2 separate regions of the Homo sapiens genome follow, and region 2 is linked to region 1. The links are chromatin loops, found by intact Hi-C in ENCODE. Cell type or tissue: natural killer cell. All regions are shown on one strand. Each heading gives the region's core, and the rest is flanking DNA. Links, peaks and the distances in the headings are about the cores only.

Region 1 (6,404 bases), core at 2,235-4,734:
GGTGGCGCATGCCTGTAATCCCAGCTACTTGGGAGGCTGAGGCAAGAGAATTGCTTGAACCCAGGAGGCGGAGGTTGCAGTGAGCCAAGATTGCGCCATTGCCTGGGCAACAAGAGTGAAACGCCATCTCAAAAAAAAAAAAAAAAAACTTTCTGAGAAACAAGAAGAAAAGTAACCCCTCCGAATCATGCCAACAAATAACAGATGGGTACAGAACACAGGCATCCCACCACCCAGTTTCACATTCTGATCACTTCTCCTGGCAAGGTTTAATTGGCAGTATGTTGGTCAAGAGTAGCTTCCCAAAATCCTGGACCAGCAAAGATAGAGCCCCACAAAAGGCAAATAAGAGAGTGTGAGACTGGTGAAATGGGGAAACGAGTAACAAAAAAAGTACATAAATACACAGTATTACCAGGCTGCTACTCTGAGCAAAGCACAACCAAGGTTCAGGTGGGGAAGACCCGTGACAGGCAAGTTGACCCACTGAGGATACACTGGAGGCAAACACTAAGATACTGAGAGCTAAAGGGTAGGCTGGGCACAGAAACTCAGTTTTAAGTACTAAGGAAACAGGGAAGGATCTTCAACAAAGGCGCCGAAGCTGAAAATTACTCTAACATAACTCTGTTCCTTATCCTTTTATAGAAAACATCACTTTTTTTGTTCTATTAAACAGCACCCCCAATTTTCATAAAATCTATAAAGGGAAAAACTGTATTTCAGCCTTTTTAAAAAGTAGCGAGGGTGCAATGTACCAAATCTGTGACTACAACAGCTTCACATAAACAGGCTCGCTATTAAATGACCAAAGATCAAGTATACATCAATTCTGTTTTCTGAGTTATAAAACACAATAAAACTAATCAGTATCTGATACAGGTACTAACTTGGTCCTTCCAGCCATAGCTTTACAAAGGGGTCTTACGGCTGAGTGTGGTGGCTCATGCTTGTAATCTCAACACTTTGGCAGGCCTACGCAGGAGGATCACTTGAGGTCTGGAGTTTGAGACCAGGCTAAGCAATATATTTGAGACCGTGTCTCTAAAAAAAAAAAAATTGAAAAAAAAAAAAGAAAAAGAAAAAAAAAGAGGTGAGTGCGGTCGTGCATACCCATAATCCTAGGTATTTGGAAGGCTGAGGTGGGAAAACTGCTTGAGCCCAGGAGTTCAAGACTGCAGTGAGCTATGAACACACTACTGTACTCTAACCTGGGTAACAGAGCAAGACCCCAACTCCAAAACAAAACAAAACAAAACAAAACAAAACAAAACAAAACAAAACAAAACAAAACATGCAAGTTGCGGTGGCTCATGTGTGTAATCCCAGCGCTTTGAGAGGCTGAGGTGGACAGATTGCTTGAGTCCACCAGCATAGGCAACATGGTGAAACCCTATCTCTACAAAAAATACAAACATTTGCCAGGCATGGTGGCAGGTGCATGTAATCCCAGCTACTTGGGAGGCTAAGGCAGGAGAATCATTTAAGCCCGAGAGGCAGAGGCTGAAGTCAGTAGAGATTGCAGTCCAGTCTGGGTAACAGAGAGAAACCCTGTCTCAAAAACAAACAAAAAACAAAACAAAGCAAAGATGGGAGTCTCACGTTTTCAGGCAACAGAATCAAGATACAATCAGATCACAGTTTAAGAGAATTCAATCTTGCCAAACTTTTTGGGAAGGAGCAATCACATCTTTTACATCTGTATCTTACAAATATCCCCAACATACGACTTTATCACCTAAGACACAATTACATATTTAATGAATTGAACAACGGTAGACTACCTACATATAGATTTTGCAGACAATGCTAGGGGTTCAAGTCTCAATGCATAATCCCTGTCTAACCTTCTAGTGGAAAGAAATGACAGACAAGAGATAAGAGTGGTGATAAATGGTGGGAATTAAGTAGAGAATTAAGATGGAGAGAATGGGTGTGGTGGCTCATGCCTGTAATTCCTGCACTTTGGGAGGCTGAGGCAGGTGGATCACTTGAGGTCAGGACTTTGAGACCAGCCTGGTCAACATGGTGAAACCCCATCTCTACTAAAAATACAAAAATTAGCCAGGCATGGTGGCACACGCCTGTAATCCCAGCTACTCAGGAGGCTGCGGCAGGAGAATTGCTTGAACCCAGGAGGTGGAGGTTGCAGCGAGCCGAGATCTAACCACTGCACTGCAGCCTGGGCAACAGAGCAAGACTGTCTCAAAAAAAAAATAAAATAAAATAAAAAAGATTAAAAATAATAATTAGGAGGGAGAATAAACGAAAGAAAGGGCCAATGTATAATTTTCCCAAAAGAATCAAGGAAGTTGGCTGGGTGTGGTGGCTCATGCCTGTAATCCTAACACTTTGGGAGGGCGAGGTAGGTGGGTCACTTGAGCTCAGGAGTTCAAGATCACCCTGGCCAACACGGCAAAACCCCATCTCTAATAAAAATACAAAAATTAGCAAGGTGTGGTGGCACACACCTGTAGTCCCAGCTACTTGGGAGGCTGAGGCAGGAGAATCACCTGAGTGCAGTAAGTCGAGATTGCACCACCACAGTCCAGCCTGGGTGACAGAGCAAGACCCTGTCTCAAAAAAAAAAAAAAAAAAAAAGAATCAAGGAAGTAAAGTAAATGCACTATGGATGTGAAAACGTAGGAAGGAGGAGGCTGAGCACGGTGGCTCATGCCTGCAATCCCAGCACTTTGGGAGGCCAAGGCAGGTGGATCACAAGGTCAGAAGTTCAAGACCAGTCTGGCCAAGATGGTGAAACCTTGTCTCTACTGAAAGTACAAATATTAGCCAGGCATGGTGGCGCACGCCTGTAGTCCCAGCTATTCAGGAGGCTGAGAAAGGAGAATCACCTGAACCTGGGAGGTGGAGGTTGCAGTGTGCCAAGATCGCACCACTGCACTCGAGCCTGGGCAACAGAGTGAGAATCCGTCTCAAAAAAAAAAACTGGTGGACAATATCACCACTATCATTATCATTAAAACTTATTAAGCACTTATTGTGTTCAAGGTAGTGTTCTAAGCACTTTACAACTACTACATCATTTAGTCCCTGCAACAATGAGGTAGGTACTGTAATTCCCATTTGAAATGAGGAAACTGGAGGCACAGAGTCCAACAGTAAATAGCAAAGCAGGAATGTGAATCCAGGCACCAAAGGGCAAGTTAAGGAAAGGGGTTCTACAAGGAACCAAAACCATATAACTGTAGTACACACTTTCTGATGTTATGGCTTGATCCAGGAAATAAAATTTAGAATATTTCCAGGAATGAACTATTTTCCAGCTAGTTCTCAAAAAATGTTTTCAAAATTGAAGTTTTTGATAACAGCAAAATGACATGCAGTTCAAGGTCATATTCCTTATTCTGTGAAACCTCACTTAGCTACCAAGATAACTTACTTTAGGATGACAGAGCCTGAATAAAGAGGCCGGACTTTACAAAGGAAAATAAATAAAAAGCCCCTCCACTTACTTGGATGCCTAGTTTATTGCATCCAATAAACTGGTGTGTCTGGTCCAAGGACAAGACACTACATATGCGTTACCAGCTTCCGATAAATAGGTCAGCCCAAAAGGGAGACCACAGAGAGAACTGCTCATCCAACTATAAGCAACCTTTACCAGCAAAATGACACCTGAGAAATGCTATGCCACTGTGCTACTGATGAGGCTGACTTCATCTTTGTACTCCTGAAATGAGATCAATGGAGAGCTAAGAATCAAAACTATTGCTAGAATACAATGTAAATGGCGCCCCCTAGAGTTGTGTAACAGGGCGTTCTGGGGCCAGATCACTCAAATATCTGCTTACTGTCTGTTTTACCGCTTACTCTATCTTTCGTGGAGGAAATTTCTCCAAATCATCCCAACATTCAATCAGGCACATATCAACATTCTTATCACCCAAAGAAGCCCACTGATGTTACACAGAAAACTCATGTCTACACAGAGAGTGCCAATTTTAATGATTATGCCTATATATTTAAAGAAAGTACTTTGGGAGGCCAAAGTAAGAGAATCACTTGAGCCCAGGAATTCAAGAACAGTCTGGGCAAAATAGGGAGACCCTGTATCTACAAAAAATTAAAAAAGTAGCCGGGCATGGTGGCTCACACCTGTAGTCCCAGTTACTTGGGAGGCTGAGGCAGGAGGATTGCTTGAGCCCAGGAAGTCGAGGCTGCAGTCAGCCATTATCACGCCACTGCACTCCAGTCTGGCCAAAAGAGTGAGACCCTGTCTCAAAAAGAAAAAAAGAAAAAGAAATAGAAAGGAAAGAAAAAACAGAAGAGAAGGAAAGATATAATTTGGTGGAAAGAAAAATGCTGGCAGGCTGAAAATCTGGGTTCTCATATCAACTTTACTATTGCACCAAGCCTCAACTGTTCTGTTAATAGGAAGGGAGGTTTACTGCTGGGCGAGGTGGCTCACACCTGTAATCCTAGCACTTTGGGAGGCCGAGGCAGGTGGACTGCCTGAGCTTAGGAGTTCAAGACCAGCCTGGGCAACATGGTGAAATCCCATCTCTACTAAAATACAAAAAATTAGCTGGGCATGGTGGCATGCGCCTGTAATCCCAACTACTCAGGAGGCTGAGACAGGGAATTGCCTGAACCTGGGAGGTGGAGTGGAGGTTGCAGTGAAAGGAGATCAGACCACTGCACTCCAGCCTGGGCGACAGAGCGAGACTCAGTCTCAAAAAAAAAAAAAAAAAAAAAAAAAGAAGGCAGGTTTACTCTAATTAAGTTGGAGAGTAATTTTCTCTTAAGAGACACAAGGAACTACATATTCCTTCTCCAATCTCAAATCTCAGAAGCCCTCAGGAGATAAAGAAGAGAGACACTATCAAGTATTAATAATAGTCGTGAAACACGGTAGGACTTGAACTCTTGGCCCAGAGCTTTGTCTATCTGACCACATCCTTCCGTAATGCTACCAACCATCCAGGGATAAAGATGACATGGCCTCCAGCAGGTGTTTTTGGCAGATATGGTGAAGACCACCATCTCTTTCCCAGAACCCACTAATTGTTTTTTTACTGTTGTTTTTTCAAATAAAGCATGATTTTCTTTCCCCAAGAAAACAGCATTCCCTTAACACAACCAACCCTTAGAAAACCATGAAATACACTCATCAAGTTCAGTAGCTAGAGAATGGCCTTGGGAATCAAGACTTCTGAATTCTTTTTTTATGAGACAGAGTCTCATTTTGTTGCCCAGGCTGAAGTGTAATGGCGTGATCTCAGCTCACTGCAACCTCCACCTCCTGGGTTCAAGCAATTCTCCTGCCTCAGCCTCCCAAGTAGCTGGGATTACAGGCGCTTGCCAACACATCTGGATAATTTTTGTATTTCTAGTAGAGACGGGATTTTGCTATGTTGGCCAGGCTGGTCTTGAACTTCTGACCTCAGGTGATCCGCTCTCCTCAGCCTCCCAAAGTGCTGAGATTACAGGCGTAAGCCACCGTGCCCGGCCAAGACTTGTGAATTCTAATTCTAGGTCCTATATCAGTGGATGACTCTTAACTATTTAAGTGGATGAATTAACCATTTTACTAGGTTTCTATCAGGATGGAGGATGGAAGAGGATGAGGCCTGTATAAATAAGTTTGTAAGGCATATGGTGATGAGATAAAGGCAGCACAAAAAAGAGAAAGAATGAAATGCCCCAAGTGCTCCTGAAAAGAAGAGTTACAGAAACACTTCCACAAGATGAGGACTATTAGCGACAATTAGTGAAAATTACATAAGGACTACATAATTACAAAGGAACTACCCAAAAGTAACAAATCTATAGCCTCCGGTTTAGAAATCATCTACAAGTAGCATCAACAAGAAAAAGATGGAAAAAAACAATCAACTTGAATTCAACTACAGAAAGAACTTAAGACGCTATTGAGAAACCATTCCAAAACACACAACTGCAGAAAGGTTACCTTAGCTCAAGACTTGAAATGAAGAAACACAGAGAAAGTTTTTTTTGTTTCTCCAAAAGGAAACAAAATCTCTTTCTCTCAGGGTCTAAAGACATTCAAGAAGGGCCATCCCAGTAGGATGTGACGCTTTCCCGCCAGTATCCATAAACTCTTCCAAGTACAAGTAACTCAGAACAAATGCACCCCAATGTTACTGGGAAACATCATCACACCATACACAAACAAACTAAACAGGACTGCTACCACCACACAGCTGGCAACCTGGGCCAACAGCTTCTAGCCTGGGCACCACCGGACCACTTTACCCTGCATCCTGTGGGAGGGACGGCACGGTGGTTCTCCTTGCCCTGTCTGTTCCACTATAAATGATGGATCTGGGGAATGTGAGGCCAAAATAAATAAATAAGACTGGAGAAGAAGAGATATGTACCCAATATTTAATCAACAACTTGGCTCAGAAACCCACAGGGCA
Region 2 (2,513 bases), core at 14-2,513, 110 kb before region 1:
CCTCTTCGCCGGAACTCGCTTTCAGGTGGGTCTACAATTAGTTGGGAAACAACGGGTTGCAAGGCTGACCTGGTCTGGGACATGAGAAGGGGTGAACTACAAGGGTTTCAAGGTTGGAGGACGTTAGGTCGGGCCTCCGGGGGTGTGGGATTGAGGCTGTGTTCTTCCACAAATTGCATCCCAATTTTGCACAACTTAGCAAGAAAACCCCCCTCAGCCTTCCTAGAAACTAACATTAAGGTAGTGGTTAGGTGTTAAAACCGTTCCATGTACTTCACTGGTTTAACTTGACAACCGTATGAGGTATACATGAGATATCTGCATCCCACCAAAGTTAAACAACTTGCTCAAGGTCACAGAGCCATTAAGCGGCGGTGCCCGCAGTTTTGCAGCCTCTCATTTTCCACAGGTGGAAGTCAACGTTGGCAAGGCACATACTGCACCCACACACAGAACCCAGTTACTCAGTGGGGTATCAGGACACCACGTAGCCCTTAATTTTCAACTATACAGGTGCCAGGCTCCTGCCGCACACACTCATCCACCTGCACCTACACCCACACTGAACCAGAGCACTAAAATACAAGGAAACTTTTATTTTCAATTTTCATCAAGAAATTTGCTGTGGTTTTTTATGCTTTTGGTTTTTTCCTTTTTTTTTTTTTCCACTTTATTTCATTTAGCCGCTCAGTGGCTAGAGCCGCTGGGTTCCTGGTATTAAAAAGATGCCAACAGAGGTAGCTGTGTCTCGCCCAGGGGCCCAGCCCACTCTGAATACCCCCCAAAAAGGAGAAAAGAAAACACAAAATAAACCAACAAAATAAAACCAAAAGGAGGAAAAAATTCAGATCATTTTCTTCAAGCCTGGCAGGAACCCACAACAGTTTGTGTGTAACAGGCGTTACAGTGGGGAGAAGCCAGGGTCCAGAAGGCCAGCCCGCCAGCTCCTGCAGATGGCGCCAGCGCTACTGCTGCATGTCTCTTCTGCAGGAAGGGCACCACTGCCCCTCACTCCCTCCCCTCCCCCAGTGCACTGGGGCTGTTCCTTTACAACATGGAAGATGGGCAGAAGGAAGGTGAGGGTCTCTCAGGCCCCCAGGGGAGAAGCTGGGACAAGAGAAAGTGAGGAAGGTCACTGCTCAGCGGTGGAGGTGGTATCAGTCTGCATCTTCACTGCTGCTGGGCTACCTAGAGAAGGAGACCCGAGGAGTCAGAATTCCAGATGATAGGAATCCACCCAATCTCAAGGGAATTCACTGATAGGCCACCCACCCAGTATGTAAAGCTAGGGACATACAGCAAAGTTACAAGCTCCAGAATGGTTCTGCAGGAAGAGGTGGTGTCAAGAAGAAAATGGTCCTACCTGCTGTGGGGTAGGTTCGGGTGCCCGGTTTGCCAGGCGGCTGAGAATGTTACGCTCTGACATCTGTAACCTCACAGCAACTGGGGGAATTCGGGCAATGGTAGCTGGGAGTCGAGTCACATCAGCTTTCATGTCACTCAGCAGTTCTTCCAGCTGTTTCAGAACTGCATAGGGAGAAAAAGAGGTGGTGAGCTGTGGTGGCCCAGACTGAGCTCCCTCTACCCTAGTGGACCAGCCCCCCATCACTTCTCAGTGACCAAGTAACTGTGATGTATTGTCTTCTGTCATCTGACCTGACCTCCACCATGTTCAAATTCCTACTCCTCATATTCCAGTTCCAACTGTCCATGATTTTGTGCTTTTTAAAGTCACCTAAACCTTCACTATCCCTTACTATTATTGTATTTCCTCTTCTTGAGCTTATTCGTTTTTTCTCTTCTCTACCTTCAGAATCTGTCTCCCCACCTCCATTATAACAGCATTCTTTTCCTTATTTCACCCTCCGCCTCCTCATAACCTTTTACTTTAATTAGAAACAAAATGTTGAAAGGGGTCTAGAATTTGAAGGGATCTTTTATCACCTGAAGTTACCTCTAAAGTATCGCAAATGACACTGTATTATTCTGCTTTGCTTTCCATCTCAAGAACCTGAATATGTTTAAAGTTAAAAGAGGTGGCCGGGTGCAGTGGCTCACACCTGTAATCCCAGCACTTTGGGAGGCCAAGGCAGGCGGGTCACCTGAGGTCGGGAGTACAAGACTAGGCTAACCAACATGGAGAAACCCCATCTCTACTAAAAATACAAAATTAGCTGGGGCGCAGTGGCTCATGCCTATAATCCCAGCACTTTGGGAGGCAGAGGCGGTGGATCACCTGAGATCAGGAGTTCAAGACCAGCCTGGCCAACATGGTGAAACCCCATCTCTACTAAAAATACAAAAAATTAGCTGGGCATGGTGGCAGGCGCCTGTAATCCCAGCAACTTGGGAAGCTGAGGCAGGAGAATCGCTTGAACCCGGGAGGCGGAGATTGTGGTGAACTGAGATCGCGCCATTGCTCTCCAGCCTGGGCAACAAGAGCAAAACTCCATCTCAAAAAACAAACAAAAAAACCCAAAATTAGCCGGGCATGCCTGTAGTCCCAGCTACTC

What was found. Peaks named below come from ENCODE experiments on the same cell type or tissue, not always from the same donor. Only the 100,000 strongest peaks of a DNase experiment are listed, where the experiment ranks them.
Region 2: a loop joins it to region 1, with 2.4 times the contacts of the local background. A loop is called at or near these places in 26 of 110 quality-filtered maps.

What each region holds. Positions count from the first base shown.
Region 1 is chr12:6,681,082-6,687,485 of GRCh38, forward strand. All of the region lies in intron 2 of ZNF384 (zinc finger protein 384), which reads right to left. Among named protein-coding and RNA genes, the nearest start is that of ZNF384, 5.1 kb to the right of the region's middle. In natural killer cell, for the core only: a CTCF peak has its summit at 3,770 (motif pointing left); a DNase peak (open chromatin) is centred at 3,750.
Region 2 is chr12:6,569,506-6,572,018 of GRCh38, forward strand. CHD4 (chromodomain helicase DNA binding protein 4) reads right to left here. Exons shown (of 40, transcript NM_001273.5): 39 at 1,364-1,527; 40 at 577-1,188. The coding sequence ends at 1,171. CHD4-AS1 (CHD4 antisense RNA 1) reads left to right here. Exons shown (of 3, transcript NR_199067.1): 1 at 1-25. Among named protein-coding and RNA genes, the nearest start is that of CHD4-AS1, 2.4 kb to the left of the region's middle. RefSeq lists an enhancer at 798-1,092. In natural killer cell, for the core only: CTCF peaks have their summits at 966 (motif pointing right) and 1,179; a DNase peak (open chromatin) is centred at 966.